Regions from separate parts of the Homo sapiens genome. Here region 2 is linked to region 1. The links are chromatin contacts, found by Hi-C in ENCODE. All regions are on one chromosome and are shown on one strand. The core of a region is the stretch at or near the end of the contact, and the rest is flanking DNA. Distances in the headings are between cores, read along the strand shown.

Region 1 (7,043 bases), core at 1,508-4,007:
CAAATCCTTCTCAGATTTTGACTCTCTCTCCCAAAGAAGAGCCAGTTCCTTCTAAAGGCTCACCTGATTAGGTTAGGCTTACCGAAGAAAAGCCTGGATACTCTTTCTCAAAGTCAAATGATTTGGGACCTTAATTACATCTGTAAAGTGCGGCATAGCAGCACTTAGATTGGTATTTGAATAACTGGGAGAAGGTGTGTATATACTAGGGATAGGAATTTAGGGGGCATCTCACCGTTCTGCCTACCACATATGATGAGAGACTTTATAAGTCTATGTGTAAGACTGGTAGGGCTGCCACAACAAAATACTACAGTCTGTGGTGGCTTAAACAACAGAAATTTATTTTCTTACAGTTCTGGAGGCTGGAAGTCCAAGATCAAGGTGTCAGCAGGGCTGGTTTCTCTTGAGGCCGCTCTCTTTCATTCGCAGATGGCTGCCTTCTCACTGCATCCTCACCTGGCCTTCTCTGTGTGAACATCCCTGGTGTCTCTGTGTGTCCAGATTTCATCTTCTTGTGAGGACAACAGTCAGATCAAATCAGGGCTTCAACATATAAATTTTGGGGGGAAACAATTCAGTCTATAACAGTCTAATAACAAAATTAAGAGCTAATATTTGAGCTACTAGGCAGGTACTGTGCTAAAAAAATGTGTAGGTTATCTCAACACAAACCTTTAAATTAAATACCATCGTAAGCAATTATATGAAATTCCAATCTCATCAAAATGTTTCCTTTATTCTTAATTAGAAATTCTGTAAGACTTGTTGTGATTTGATTCTTAGAATGAGCTGTCTCTACTATAATGTGCTTCCTATGCTACGTTCTAAGGTCAGTTTCCTTCATCCATCCAGTTTTACTGAGCAGATAAGCTTGGTACAGAGACATTAAAATTAGTTATCAAAATTCTTGCTCTCAGAGAGCAAAATCTAGTAAAAAAGATGTATTTTATGTCTGCCTCTGTACATTTTTTTTTTTTTTTTGAGACAGAGTCTCATTCTGTTGCCCAGGGTGGAGTGCAGTGACATGATCTGGGCTCATTGCAACCTCGGCCTCCCAGGTTCAAGAAATTCTCCTGCCTCGGCCTCCTGAGTAGCTGGGATTACAGGCGCACACTACCATGCCCAGCTAATTTTTGTATTTTAGGTATAGATGGGGTTTCACCATGTTGGCCAGGCTGGTCTTGAACTCCTGACCTCAGGTGATCCACCTGCCTCAGCCTCCCAAAGTTCTGGGATTACAGACATGACCCACCACACCCGGGAATCTGTACATTTTTACGTATCTTACATAAAAAGTGTCAATTATAGGCCAGACACGGTGGCTCGTGCCTGTCATTCCAGCACTTTGGGAGGCCAAGGCAGGTGGATCACCTGAGGCCAGGAGATTGAGACCAGCCTGGCCAACAAGGTGAAAACTCGTCTCTACTAAAAATACAAAAATTAGCTGGGCATGGTGGCAGGCACCTGTAATCCCAGCTACTCGGGAGACTGAGGCACAAGAATTGCTGGAACCTGGGAGGCGGAGGTTGCAGTGAGCCAAGATCTGCACTCCAGCCTGGGTGACAGAGCAGACTCTGTCTCAAAAAAAGAAAAGAAAAGAAAAAAGGTATCAATTATGTTTATAAAGTTGTTCTACACAGTTAAGCTCTTATGCAGGCACTGAAAATTAAAATAATGATTTCAGGAAAGAGAAACCCTCTCTGAATGTTTTGCGTTATTTTCGTGAGATTTCCTCAACCCTAACTGTGCAGCAACACACTGTTTTGTATGTGGCTTTAGACGGAACGCTCAGTGACTGGAGAAAAACCACGTGGGATTTGATGGTGAGAAGTAATGATAATGTAAAAATACTACACCTGACTAGGTAAGGTGACTCATTCCACTCACTCTGCTCAAGAGAAAAAAAACATCCCTGGCGGAATGCAGTGGCTCATGCCTGTAATCCCAGCATTTTGGGAGTCTGAGGCAGGAGGATGGCTTGAGACCAAGAGTCCAGGACCAGCCTAGGTAACATACCGAGACCTTGTCACTACTAAAAATAAAAATTATAAAAATAAAATTAGCCAGGCGTGGTGGCACCCGCCTGTAATTCCAACTGCTAGGGAGGCTGAGGCAGGAGCTTGAGTCCAGGAGGTCGAGGCTGCAGTGAGCTATGGTCGCCTGTCACCGCACTCCAGCCTTGGCGACAGGGTGGAAACCTAGTATTTAAGTTTCTTAGAAAAACGGCTGGGTGCAGTGGCTCACGCCTGTAATCCCAGCACTTTGGGAGGCCGAGGCGGGTGGATCACCTGAGGTCAGGAGTTTCAGACCAGCCTGACCAACAAGGTGAAACCAGTCTCTACTAAAAATACAAAAATTAGCAGGTCATGGTGGTGCGTACCTGTAATCACAGCTACTTGGGAGGCTGAGGCAGGAGAATAGCTTGAACCCGGGAGGCGGAGGTTGCAGTGAGCCAAGATGGCACTGGGCGAAAGAGTGGGATTCCATCTCAACAACAACAACAAAAAATCCCTTTTTTTTTCTCACTTTCCATGCACTTGCACCGAGAATTTCTCTCCTGGGAGCAAAGACCACATTGCGAGTATCGAAGGAAATCAAATCTGCAGGCCCAGGCCCTTCCCAGCTGCGGGCAGAGTGGGGTGACTGCCCCCAGGCGAGACGCCCCTCTCCGGCCCACCCCTAGCCCATCTCCGCTTCCCAGCGCCCATGGGCCGGTAGCTGGGTTCCGCATCCCGCTCCAAGCCCATCGCCCAACGCTTCTCTCGCGCCCTCTGCAGGAACCTGGGCCGAGGGCCGCCCCGCCTCGCTGCCCCCAGGCTCATAAATGGCCTCTGCGCCCTGGCCGGAGCGGGTTCCGAGGCTGCTCGCTCCGCGCTTACCCTCTTACCCGCCCCCACCCCCAACAGTGGGATTACGGTCCATGGAGCAGGAGGAGACCTACCTGGAGCTCTACCTGGACCAGTGCGCCGCTCAGGTGAGGCTGCCGCCACTGTCCCAGAGTCAGGACCCAAGTCCCGCCCGGTCCTGTGCCAAGGGCTTTGCCTTCGTTCCTCTTAAAACTCATAGCGACCATAAGAGGCGGGCTTGGTTTCCCAAGTCATTAAGTTGAAGGTTAGAAGCTTCGAAAAGTGAAATAATTTGACCAAGGTTGCCAAACAGAGCTCGAACTTCATCTAGCACGAATCCAGAACCGTTCACTCAGTTACCAGATTACATGGCCCTTCCCAGGTTGTTCTGGTTTTTGATTGATTGATTGATTGATTGATTGATTTTTCTCTGAGATGGAGTCTCGCCCAGGCTGGAGTGCAGTGGCGCGATCTCAGCTCACTGCAACCTCCGCCTCCTGGGTTCAAGCGATTCTCGTGCCTCAGCCTCCCGTGTAGCTGGGATTTCAGGCACACGCACCACACCTGGCTAATTTTTTTTTTTTTTTTTTTTTGAGACAGAGTCTCGCTCTGTCACCCAGGCTGGAGTGCAGTGGCGCGATCTCGGCTCACTGCAAGCTCTGCCTCCCAGGTTCACGCCATTCTCCTACCTCAGCCTCCCGAGTAGCTGGGACTACAGGAGCCCGCCACTACGCCCGGCTAATTTTTTTGTATTTTTAGTAGAGACAGTGTTTCACCGTGTTAGCCAGGATGGTCTCGATCTCCTGACCTCGTGATCCACCCGCCTTGGCCTCCCAAAGTGCTGGGATTACAGGCGTGAGCCACCATGCCCGGCTAATTTTTGTATTTTTTAGTAGAGACGGGGGGGGGTTTGCTTTTCTCCCCAGGCTGGTGTTGAACTCTTGACCTCAAGTCATCCCACCCACCTTGGCCTCCCGAAGTGCTGGGATTTCAGGCGTGAGCCACCACTCCTGGCCCCCCGCCTGGTTCTAAAGGACATGCACAGAGAGTGCATTGTGCTAGCTGTAGTGACTTCAGGTTCCCACGGGTTTCTGCTTTGACAGGGGAAACAGAGAGCCCCTGTCCCCTGCAGCATGGATGCCAGTACTAGGCCTCCCTCTAGAAGTCAAGTCTCTGGTGGAGCTGGTGGTTGCAGGGTTTGCCAAATGTCAACTAGAAACACCTGTGGCTTTTTTTTTTTTTTTTAAAGTTAATTACTCTTAAGACTTAAAAATCCTTAGCATTGGGCAGGGTGAGGTGGCTCACGCCTGTAATCCCAGCACTTTGGGAGGCCGAGGCACGTGGCTCATTTGAGGTCAGGAGTTCAAGACCAGCCTGGCCAACATGGCGAAACTTCGCCTCTGCTAAAAAATACAAAAATTAGCTGGGCGTGGTGGCAGGAGCCTGTAGTCCCAGCTACTCGGGAGGCTGAGGCAGGAGAATTGCTTGCATCCAGGAGGAAGAGGTTGCAGTGAGCCGAGATGGTGCCACTGCACTCCAGCCTGGGCGACAGAGTGAGACTCCGTCTCAAAAAAAAAAAAAGGCAAGAGAGCAACTTACTTTTTTTTTTTTTTTTTTGGTGGGAGAATTTTTTTATAAAGACAATGATCAGCACTGAGGTAGAAATGGTGACTTTCCCTAGCATTTAACACAGCAAAGAAGAGCCCAGACAGGAAAGGTTCTGAGAAAGGTAAGTGGATACAGTTTAACAAAAATGACTAAAGATTCTGAAGCCAAGGATGCAGTGAACGTGCTACACAGACATGTTCTGAGGAGAGTCACTACAGGCAGACCCTGCAGGGAGCCGGTCAAGTTTCCATTACCATAAAACATCCTCCTTCAAATCCTCGCCATTGCCTTACATTCTTGTGTACGTGTAGCTTTGTTCCCTGATAAAATGCCATGATGGGGAAGGGGAAGGGGAAGGGAGACACTGACTGTTGCAGCTTTGGTGCTTTAGCGTAAATTGCGGGAGGAGACCCTTTACATCTGGGACAGGTGAGACCAAGGAAACCCTGCAGTGGAATTGGGGCCCATTGTCCCCATCTCACTTTTCTTAGGCCACTCTGTGGGTTGAGGGTGGGGAAAGATGGGAGCGTATCATGTATTCATAATGAAATAGAGGTCAAAAATCTTATTTCAAGAGAATAGCTTGATTTTGTTTTTAATTCTAAGTGCTTTCTTTAAACAATTAGTCACCCCTGCCACCTGCTGGACTTGTAGTAACAGAACACTCCAATAGGCTCCAGTCAGACGTACATTAGCGGAGGTAGCATTGTCACTGAGAAGATGCAACACGGTGCATTCCTGACCCTTCAGTGGTCAGAAAAGAAATAAGATCTTTTTGAGTTTCTCCTGCAAGCAGTGCTCAAAATCTGGAGTCCAGGCCCGTAACTTGAGTGAAGCAGGTGGTAATGCATTTATCAAGCTAATCGATTTTTTCCCATAATAAAGTCCATGAATTTTACATTAGTTGCTTTCCTCAGGTGCACACATCATTCTCTCCGTTGCTGGATAATGGTAGTTGAGCAGCCTTCCCTGGACTGAAAATAAATTGATTTACACTATTCTTACCATTTAAGTTTCAATAACTTTTTTCCTAGTGTAAATTCTTCTAACTAGAACATTACAAGAATTCTTATTACGCCTTTGCCTAGAAGGAATAACCATGGGTCTTTAGTGAGTCTTGATTAGCATTCAACTATATCTTAAACTTCCTTCATTTATTCTATTTACATTTAAAACTCAAAATTATTTCAAAGTAAAGTCAACTAAAGTTTATAATTAACTTAAATAATACAGTATATCTGTTCTCTTCAAAGTATACAACAATTTAGAGCATGGTTGCTCAATTGCCTCTATTGCAAAATTGGACTTAGAGAGTGGCAACTTACTAGAGATCTAACCAAAGTAGCTAAGATAGTTTATGAAGAATGCTTTTTCTGCATTTTAAAATATTCTTTTCTGTTTCCATTAAGTGTGCTGTAACTGTAATAGAATCATTTTTTAGATGGAGTCTCGCTCTGATACCCAGGCTGGAGTGCAGTAGCATGATCTCGACTCACTGCAACCTCTGCCTCCCAGGTTCAAGAGATTCTCATGCCTCAGCCTCCCCAGTAGCTGGGATTACAGGCAGGCACTACCATGCTCTGCTAATTTTTGCATTTTTAGTAGAGACGTGGTTTCACCACATTGGCCAGGCTAGTCTCAAAACTCCTAGCCTCCAGCCATCCGCCTGCCTCAGCCTTCCAAAGTGCTGGGATTACAGGCGTGAGCTACCACATCTGGCCTGTAGTAGAATCTTAATGGCATTTTCTAGAAAAAAGCAGTGCATGAATACAAGCAATCTTGAACTGCCTCTTACACTGAATACATTGCCTGCCTGCCTGCCATAGTGACATCCCTTTTGTGTAACATGCTGTTCTGTCTGTTGTGTTTTTGTCTGTCTGTTTTGGGAACTGCCTAGGATGGCCTTGCCCCACCCAGGTCTCCCCTGTTCAGCCCAGTTGTACCTTATGATATGTACATACTGAATGCATCCAATCCGGATACTGCATTTAATTCGAACCCTGAAGTCAAAGAAACATCTGGTGATTTCTCATCTGTGGATCTTAGCTTCCTACCAGATGAAGTTACCCAGGAAAATAAAGACCAGCCTGTCATTAGCAAACACGAAACTGAAGAAAATTCTGAAAGCCAAAGTCCACAAAGTAGGTTGCCATCACCCAGCGAACAGGACGTTGGGCTGGGCTTAAACAGCAGCAGTTTGTCAAATTCCCATTCACAGCTGCACCCTGGTGATACTGACTCAGTCCAGCCCTCTCCTGAGAAACCAAACTCCGACTCCTTGTCTCTGGCATCCATAACTCCCATGACACCAATGACCCCTATTTCAGAATGTTGTGGAATTGTACCTCAACTACAGTAAGTTTTTATTTTTGTTTTAATTGAGCACATTGGGTACACATTTTATATTCCTGAATGCGATGACAACTAATTTCAGGATAATAGTAGGGAAGAGAATTTCAGATTTCATAATTCTTTGTTTTATCAGTTCTAAATGGATTGTGGCTTTAGACAGTTTGATTATCTGTAAGGCAAAGCACTAATTCTTGACCTCTAAGGTGGGCGGAGGGGACTTAAAGATTAATAGAT
Region 2 (7,486 bases), core at 805-3,304, 410 kb before region 1:
TGAATGATGAGAACAAACCTCAAACAGGGGTATTTCCTGCTGATGGAAACTGCAAATAAGGGCAGTTCTTTTCTGAATAGCCTACAGAAGGAATTATTGGCTAGGCATCTGTCTTCTCAGTTATGTCTGCACCCATGAATAGAAACATTGTCATCTAATCATAATAAATAAAATTCTCAATCTGGAAACTCCAAGTCTGAAGGAAACTCACATACACTTTTTTTTGAGACAAGGTCTTGCTCTGTCACCCAGGCTAGAATGCAGTGGCATGATCTTGGCTCACTGCAACCTCAGCCTCCAAGGCTCAATCGATCCTCCCACCTCAGCCCCCCAAGTAGCTGGGACTACAGGTACACACCACTATGTCCGGCTAATTTTTTTATTTTTTGTAGGAATAGGGTTTTCACCATGTTCGCCAGGCTTGGATACTTATAAATCAGGAAAAGCTATGATGAAGTCATCAGGGTTGAGAGCCCCCACATTCTAGAATCAAGGCTTGAAGGATGATGTCTTAGAGAAAGTAAAAATGTTACTTTACACAGTGTGTAATAAACTTATGGAATTCTTAGTTCTAGAAGTAACAGAGGCCAAAAACATAAATCAGGTTGAGAATTATTTGGATCCTTCCCTTGGTGGAGGCACCCTAGCAGATTAGCAAGGGAGTTTTATTTTGGGGGAATATAACTAATTTTGTAAGGCTGAAGCTCTGGAGAGATTTGTAAATGCCATCTTGGTGCCCCTTCTGTTTAAGTTCATCTCCCAGAGAAGCCAGGACCCCTCAAACCTCAGATCAATGTAGAAGTGAAACAAGACTGCTTAGAGATTACAGAAGATGGAGCTGATAGAGATTGAATGTCAACATCTGGGACTAAAATCAGAACCAAGACAACCTAAACACCATGGATGCAGTCACAGAATGACATATAGTGGCAAAAAGACAGAACGTGCAAATTCAGAAGAGAGGAAGGAGATAGAGACTGGAGAGATGTCATCTTGGGGGCAAAGACTTGAGCATGGGTGAGGAGCAGGCTATTACAGGCACAAAGCCATTGTACATCCCTTAGAAATAAGCCTGCCAATGGACCAGTGACCATTTCATGTACCCTTTGGACTTTGCAACATAAAATACAACACGTACCCACATTATAAACGCATCTAGGAACATGCTCTCATGCAAAAAGTGGGGCATGAGAGGACACACACATACACATACATTCCATAAAGTTTTTATTAGCACCAAAAGCCAAGAAAGGAAGAGGGAAAGGATCCTCTGAACGAAGCACTGCACAGTTTTTCCCAATATGTCATGCACATGAGAATTTAATGAGTCACAAATTCCAGTGGGTATTTTCCCCTCAATTTTCCAGTTTGTTCTATTTTGCAAATATTTGTACTCAAATGATAATGTGACTTTTGTCATACAGCCACACTGACTCCCTCATGAAGAGCTTTATTTAGAGTCAGAAGACATCTGCTAAATTGAGATTTACAAAGAACTTATTAAACACAAACATAAATAGATGGGCTCTGAATATTATATTCTGAGCATTCACTTCCTTATGTACTTGCAAATTATACACCAGCATGCAAAGCATCTCAAAAGAGCAATGCATAAAATCTCCTTAGAATCTCTTTCTTCTGAGCACCTTGGAGATGTTCTCTCATCTGAAGCCATTAATTAGGAAGGTTAAACACTGCCTTCCTGGTTTGCAGCCTTTGTCTCCACAGGCTATTGATGCAGAACGTGGGAAAAGACTAAGTAAGTACTTCTGAGGATTATGACAATTGATGATTGACATCAAGGATCCATAATAGAGACACAGATTTCAATCAAGTCTGACAGTGGATGGGACATGCTACAGTACAAGCCAAAATCCTTGAGAACATCATATTCCTGGGGAGCAGACTGTTTTATGATTTTCAGGCTCATAAGTGAGTCAGAATTGGACTCACTGCTTCACTTGTGAAACCGTTACTTGGCACTGTCACAGTGACAAACCAATGGCCTAAAATGCAATTAGCTATTATGCATCCTTGTTAAGCAACAGCCTGGTCGCCCCTGGCACTACATGTGAGCTGCAGTTAATGTGGCATGCCTAGCTAACAGGCAGGTCCCAGTTTGAATGAGATAAGGAACTCACTTCAAACAAGGCATTTCTTTGCAGACTCCAAAAACTATTTTTTTAAAAAAACATACTTTCTGCCAAATTAAAGAGAAGTTTTACAACATAATACAAATGCAGTGTTGAAGAGGTTCTGGGATCCCTCTGGAATTGTGTAATATTTTAGTAATATTTATCATTTATCTCCTGTAGTTAGGAAGATAGAAAGGGTCAGAAAAGTACAACATATAAATTAGTTTCTGTGGCCTTTGATAAAAAAAACTGTTTGCATTACATCATTTTAGTGGCTCTTGAATTGTGATTGAGGACATTATTGTCTCTCCAAGACCGACCACATCTCCTTAGGGAGTAAAGCCATTATATGGAAAACCTTGTATCCCTTGCCCTTCCCTTCTAAATTTAAATCCCACCAAGAGGAAAAACATCAGTTTTACCGTCTATCTGCAAATGCATGACCAATACCATAATAATGACAATGACCAAGTCCTCATTGCACAAGATTGCTCTAGTAATTCAGAGCAGCCAGAGTCTCAAACCCAAATGAAAGAAGGGTCCAGTGGTCCCACTCCTACCTCACCCAGCTGGTGTCCAATCATACACAGTAAAAGCTTAGTAATTTCCCAAATGCGCAGCAACGGAACACAAATTTCCTCCCAAAATAAATGCCTCTGAGATAGTAGGTCCTGATCATTGGAAACTTTGGTTGTCAGTGTGGGATATGCGTGTTTGCGGCCTCTTGTGGATTGAGTGCATGAACAGCCCTAATTAATGGCCTCCTTAAATTCAGGCTTTTCATCCTGTAACTGTGCAGGCCCCACCCACTCTGACTCTGGGCCATGTGACCTCCTTTGACCAATGGGACAGTAGCAAATCTGACACATTAAAAAGCTCTTCAAAATGTGTGAGTCTTCCTGTTTCCTCCATTGTTTCTCTGTGACTGTCACGAGAACCCAGGGAAGCTAGCCTGCCAAAGGGATGTGTGGGCGTGAGACATGGGCATGTGACAGGTCCATGGAGGAGATCAAAGCAATCCTAGCTGTGGCCCTCAATGAAGCAGCCTTTGATATGGACATAAGGCAGGGAAATACTACGTAGAAAAGGGTGGGGTCCCTGGCAAACCTGGATCCTCAGCCCTAAATGAGAACTTCACACATCCCTGTTTTTCCATCAGAATGTTGGTTTTCCAAAACCACCCCTGCCAGCCCCACCCCCACCCTGTACTCATAAAAACCCCAAGTTCCACTAGCAGGAGAGCAGAGCAGGGCAGCAGAGAAGGAGAGAAGAAAAGCAGCAGCTGGATGTCAGATAAAAGCAGCTTGACTTCAGAGGAATGGCCTGACAGCAGGATTTTGGAGAAGAGTTCAGCCAAGGATGGCAGAACTCCAGGGGAAGATTATCTTCCCACTCCATCCCCCTTCCAGCTCCCCTTCCCACTGAGAGCCACTTCCACTGCTCAATAAAATCTTCTGCATACACCACCCTTCAATTCATTCATGTGACCTGATTCTTCCTGGACGCTGGACAAGAACTCAGGTACCAAGAGGGCAGGGTGTAAAAGGCTGGCACCCTGACCCTCCACTCAGTTGGGTGACACTTAGCCATTTGTGGATAGCAAATGCTAAAACAGCACTGATTGTAACACATGCCCTCTGAAGCTGCAGGGGTCACAGACACCCTCTTCCAGACAGCAGAGCTAAAAGAGCATTGTAACACACTTGGATGCTGCCATAGGACCCACATAAAGCCTGCTTCTGCCAGAGAGGAGCGACCAGCCAGTTCCAGTGTTCATTCACCCCAGCTCCTGTACCTACTCACCTGTGTGTTCCGCCCCCCACCATGAGGGGTTCAGAGCTGCAGGCTGAGTAAACAAACCACCCCTTCACAAGTCCTGCAAAGGGGTCAAGGGAAATATCCTGTCTCACCTTCATCTAACCCACGAGCTGAACAGATGCATGAATGAGCCCAGCTGGGAGAGGCCAAGACTGGCCAGATGAGCACAGCTGGCTGGTGAACCCATAGACCCATGGGAAATCATACATGGCTATTGTTTTGGTTTTGTTGTTGCTGTTTTGAGACAGAGTCTTGCTCTGTCGCCCAGGCTGGTGTGTGGTGGCACGATCTCAGCTCACTGCAAGCTCCACCTCCTGGGTCACACGCTTCTCCTGCCTCAGCCTCCCGAGTAGCTGGGACTACAGGGGCCCGCCACCATGCCCGGCTGATTTTTCGTATTTTTAGTACAGACGGGGTTTCACCATGTTAGCCAGGATGGTCTCGATCTCCTGACCTCGTGATCCGCCCGCCTCGGCCTCCCAAAGTGCTGGGATTACAGGTGTGAGCCACAGTGCCCAGCCCTTACATGGCTATTGTTTTAAACCACAATGTTGGATTGGTTTGTTACATAGTATTATGTTGGTAACTGATACAGAGTCAGAGCTGATTTTTTTAGGGCAGCAGAGGAGAGCTTTTGTGCTACCATCAGTAATCAAGCATCACAATTCTTCCTCAAGCAGCCTCTTCTTAAAATAAATGTTGAACAGAAATGTAAATAATCGGTTTGAAAGAACACTGAATTTTAATTTTGAGTCTGTCTTAAGCACTCACAGTTTTGGGAGGCATCACAGACAAGAGGTGAAGTAAGAGCTCAGGAACTGAGTACTTGTGAACAGGCCTGGATGGATGGAACTCAAGAGCTTAAGATATGGAAGCTTCATAAAGATGAGTACCCAGCTATTTACAGGCCCTGGGTCTCAGGAGGATGTCGGCAAATTTAAAGGGACAGGATTTATTTTGTCGCCATCTTCCTTGAAAGAAACTTTAAAGAATCTCAGAAGGATTCTAAAGGTCATCTGTCTGTCTACTCTTGACACTTGATCACTGAGTTGTCAACCAGCCCGGTTTGTTATAAACTGAACAAATGACAGTTTGGGAGTGGCGTTAAACGACTGAGGATCACTGAGGACATTTAGACAGGTCTGAGAATTAGAAAAGGCCTCAGTGAGTTCACGCTTCCTGCCTGGAAAACTCCTCCCTTGGCTCTGCCAGCAAGGAATACTAAACAGCATAGAGCTTTAGATGTCTCTGAAGCTCCTCAATTTACAAGTTAAGTCCAGATCCTGAAGAAAACATAAACTAGACTTAAACAAGATTTTACAAAATCTCAAATCAAAATGTCAAATAAAAATGTATTAAGGATCTGGTTTTGTGCCCTCTGCTGGACATGGTTTTACAAAATAAAAAAAGGAGGACACGGTCCCCTACCTTTAAGATTTTTATCATTTGATAAAATTAGATAAACATACCTGAAATACTAGCAGACTAATAAGATCTATACAATTGTGGTAATCATTCATATGTTCATAAATATTCAGATTCTCTTCCATCCACATATAAGAAAAAATTGTACTTCACCCACCCGGAAGTAAGGTGTGGTCATGGGACTTGTTTTGGACAAGAAAATAAGAAGTGATGGGTGTCATTTTTCAGGGAAAATATTTAACCACTTAGTTAAACCGAACCCCAACCTCCTTTCCTCGTGGCAGTGATCATGGAAGCACATGTCAAGACAGAGCCTCTGTCAGCCGGGACCCTGCTGAATGACTGCAATAAACAGAAGCCGCCTGTTGACCTACATGGCAGATGTAGTATAAATGAGAAATACATCTTGTTATGTAAAACCACAGAAATTTGAGGTTGTTTCCCCAGTGTAACCTAACCTATTGTGACTGAGATAACAATAAACATCTCAAATATTGTCACCTTAACTATGAGCATAAAAAGGTCATAGGGGAGAAATCATTGTGGGCTACAGTAGTCTGAAGGCATAGTTAGGTCATAAAAGATAATACAAGGGATATAAAGGAGTAGGAAGAGAGTTAGAGGCAGAAAAAACCCACAAAGGCATACAAACAAGAATGTATTTCTGCCTTTATTATAGGGCTTAATATAATATAATCACTAGTGTATTTGGTGGGCTCCTTTCTTCCAAAGACCTGGGCTTGCCACCTTGGTCCCCGCAGGGCTGGCTATGATAGGTGCTCAGGGTGTATTTGTTGAATAAACTAGCAGAGCATATTGAGGACAATGGGATGACCAAGCTGAGTCAATCAAAAGGTAAAAGAATATTCTATTTGACTGGCAAAAGGCACCACTTTAAATATCAGGGACAATACATGTACAGCAGGAGTGTCAATTTCAAGAAAACCTTCATCTTGGAAAGACCTGAGTTTCCTCATCTATAAAATGAGGGTTCAAGACCAAATGACACCAAAGGTTTGCTCCAGTCCTCATAGCTAGGATGCTATTATTATTTTTTCATCCAAGAATTGAATCGCTTTCTCCACTAAACTTTAATAATTTCTACGGTCTAACCATGTCATTGGATTTTTCATAACGTTATTGTTCTTTTAAAAGCTTCAGGGTCTTATAAAATTCTATGCCAGCATTTGAGCCAGGGGTTCTTTAAAGTGGAAAACATTGGTTTCTAAAGAAATATTCAGATTGTGATAAGTTCAAACCAGGCCCAAATTTCTTCAATGCATGTGTAATATACAATTTCGTTTTTGCTCAAGAATTTTATTCTTAGGGAAGTTTTTGAGGTGTCATGAGAAAGGAGGGGGAAGGAAGTAGAGAATGATCTCTATGTGGTAGTGGATGCAAATAATTAGCTACATCTAAAATTTTTATAACTATGATTGATTCATGTACAACTTAGGTATTAAAAAATAAAAATAAAAAATAGACCAGGCATGGTGGTTCATGCCTGTAAACCCAGCATTTTCGGGAGCCGAGGCAGGAGCATCACTTGAGCCCAGGCACTTGAAACCAGCCTGAGCAACACAGTGAGACCCCATCTCTCCAAAAAAAAAAATAGCCAGGCGTGGTGGCATACCTGTGGTCCCAGCTATTGGGGAGCCTGAGGCAGGAGTATCGCTTGAACCCAGAAGGTCAAGGCTGCAGTGAGGTATGTTCATGCCACTGCACTTCAGCCTGGGTGATAAGAGCAAGATGCTGTCTCAAAAATAAAAATTAAAAATATGTGTGTGTGTGTGTGTGTGTGTGTGTGTGTGTGTGTGTGTGTGTATATATACTTTTTTCTCTAAAATTTTCCAAAGTTATATTTCAGAAATCCTTCTTCTTTTTTTTCTTTTCATAAATATATTTGGATTTCACTGCTGGTTTCTGGTTTGCTTCACTGCGTGACCCCTATCACACCTCGCACCATTTTTAAAAATACATATAAGGACTGAAGTCAAGAGCACTCTAACACTTACTCACACTTTAGCATACCCAAGGCAGGGGCCAGGGCCCTGAGGAGTGCCAGCCCTTGGGCCAACCACTAAGTACTTTGAGGCAAGAGCAGGCCC

What was found. A loop is a pair of places that touch in the nucleus more often than their neighbours do. Pooled maps may share reads with other maps.
Region 2: a loop to region 1 is called in a pooled map, with 2.3 times the contacts of the local background. The contact joins the enhancer-like site here to the promoter of TBPL2 in region 1. A Hi-C loop is called at or near these places in 2 of 168 maps with a recorded cell type or tissue (HCT116 and PC-3) and 3 of 50 pooled maps.

The regions. Positions count from the first base shown.
Region 1 is chr14:55,436,330-55,443,372 of GRCh38, reverse strand. TBPL2 (TATA-box binding protein like 2) reads left to right here and starts at 2,757. Exons shown (of 7, transcript NM_199047.3): 1 at 2,757-2,977; 2 at 6,355-6,812. The coding sequence starts at 2,924. It also overlaps a transcript of FBXO34 not described here.
Region 2 is chr14:55,841,772-55,849,257 of GRCh38, reverse strand. No RefSeq gene overlaps it. Among named protein-coding and RNA genes, the nearest start is that of LINC00520, 49 kb to the right of the region's middle. Within about 2 kb of position 2,054, at least 3 of the 41 ENCODE cell types and tissues checked have a DNase peak (open chromatin) inside an H3K27ac peak, as active enhancers do.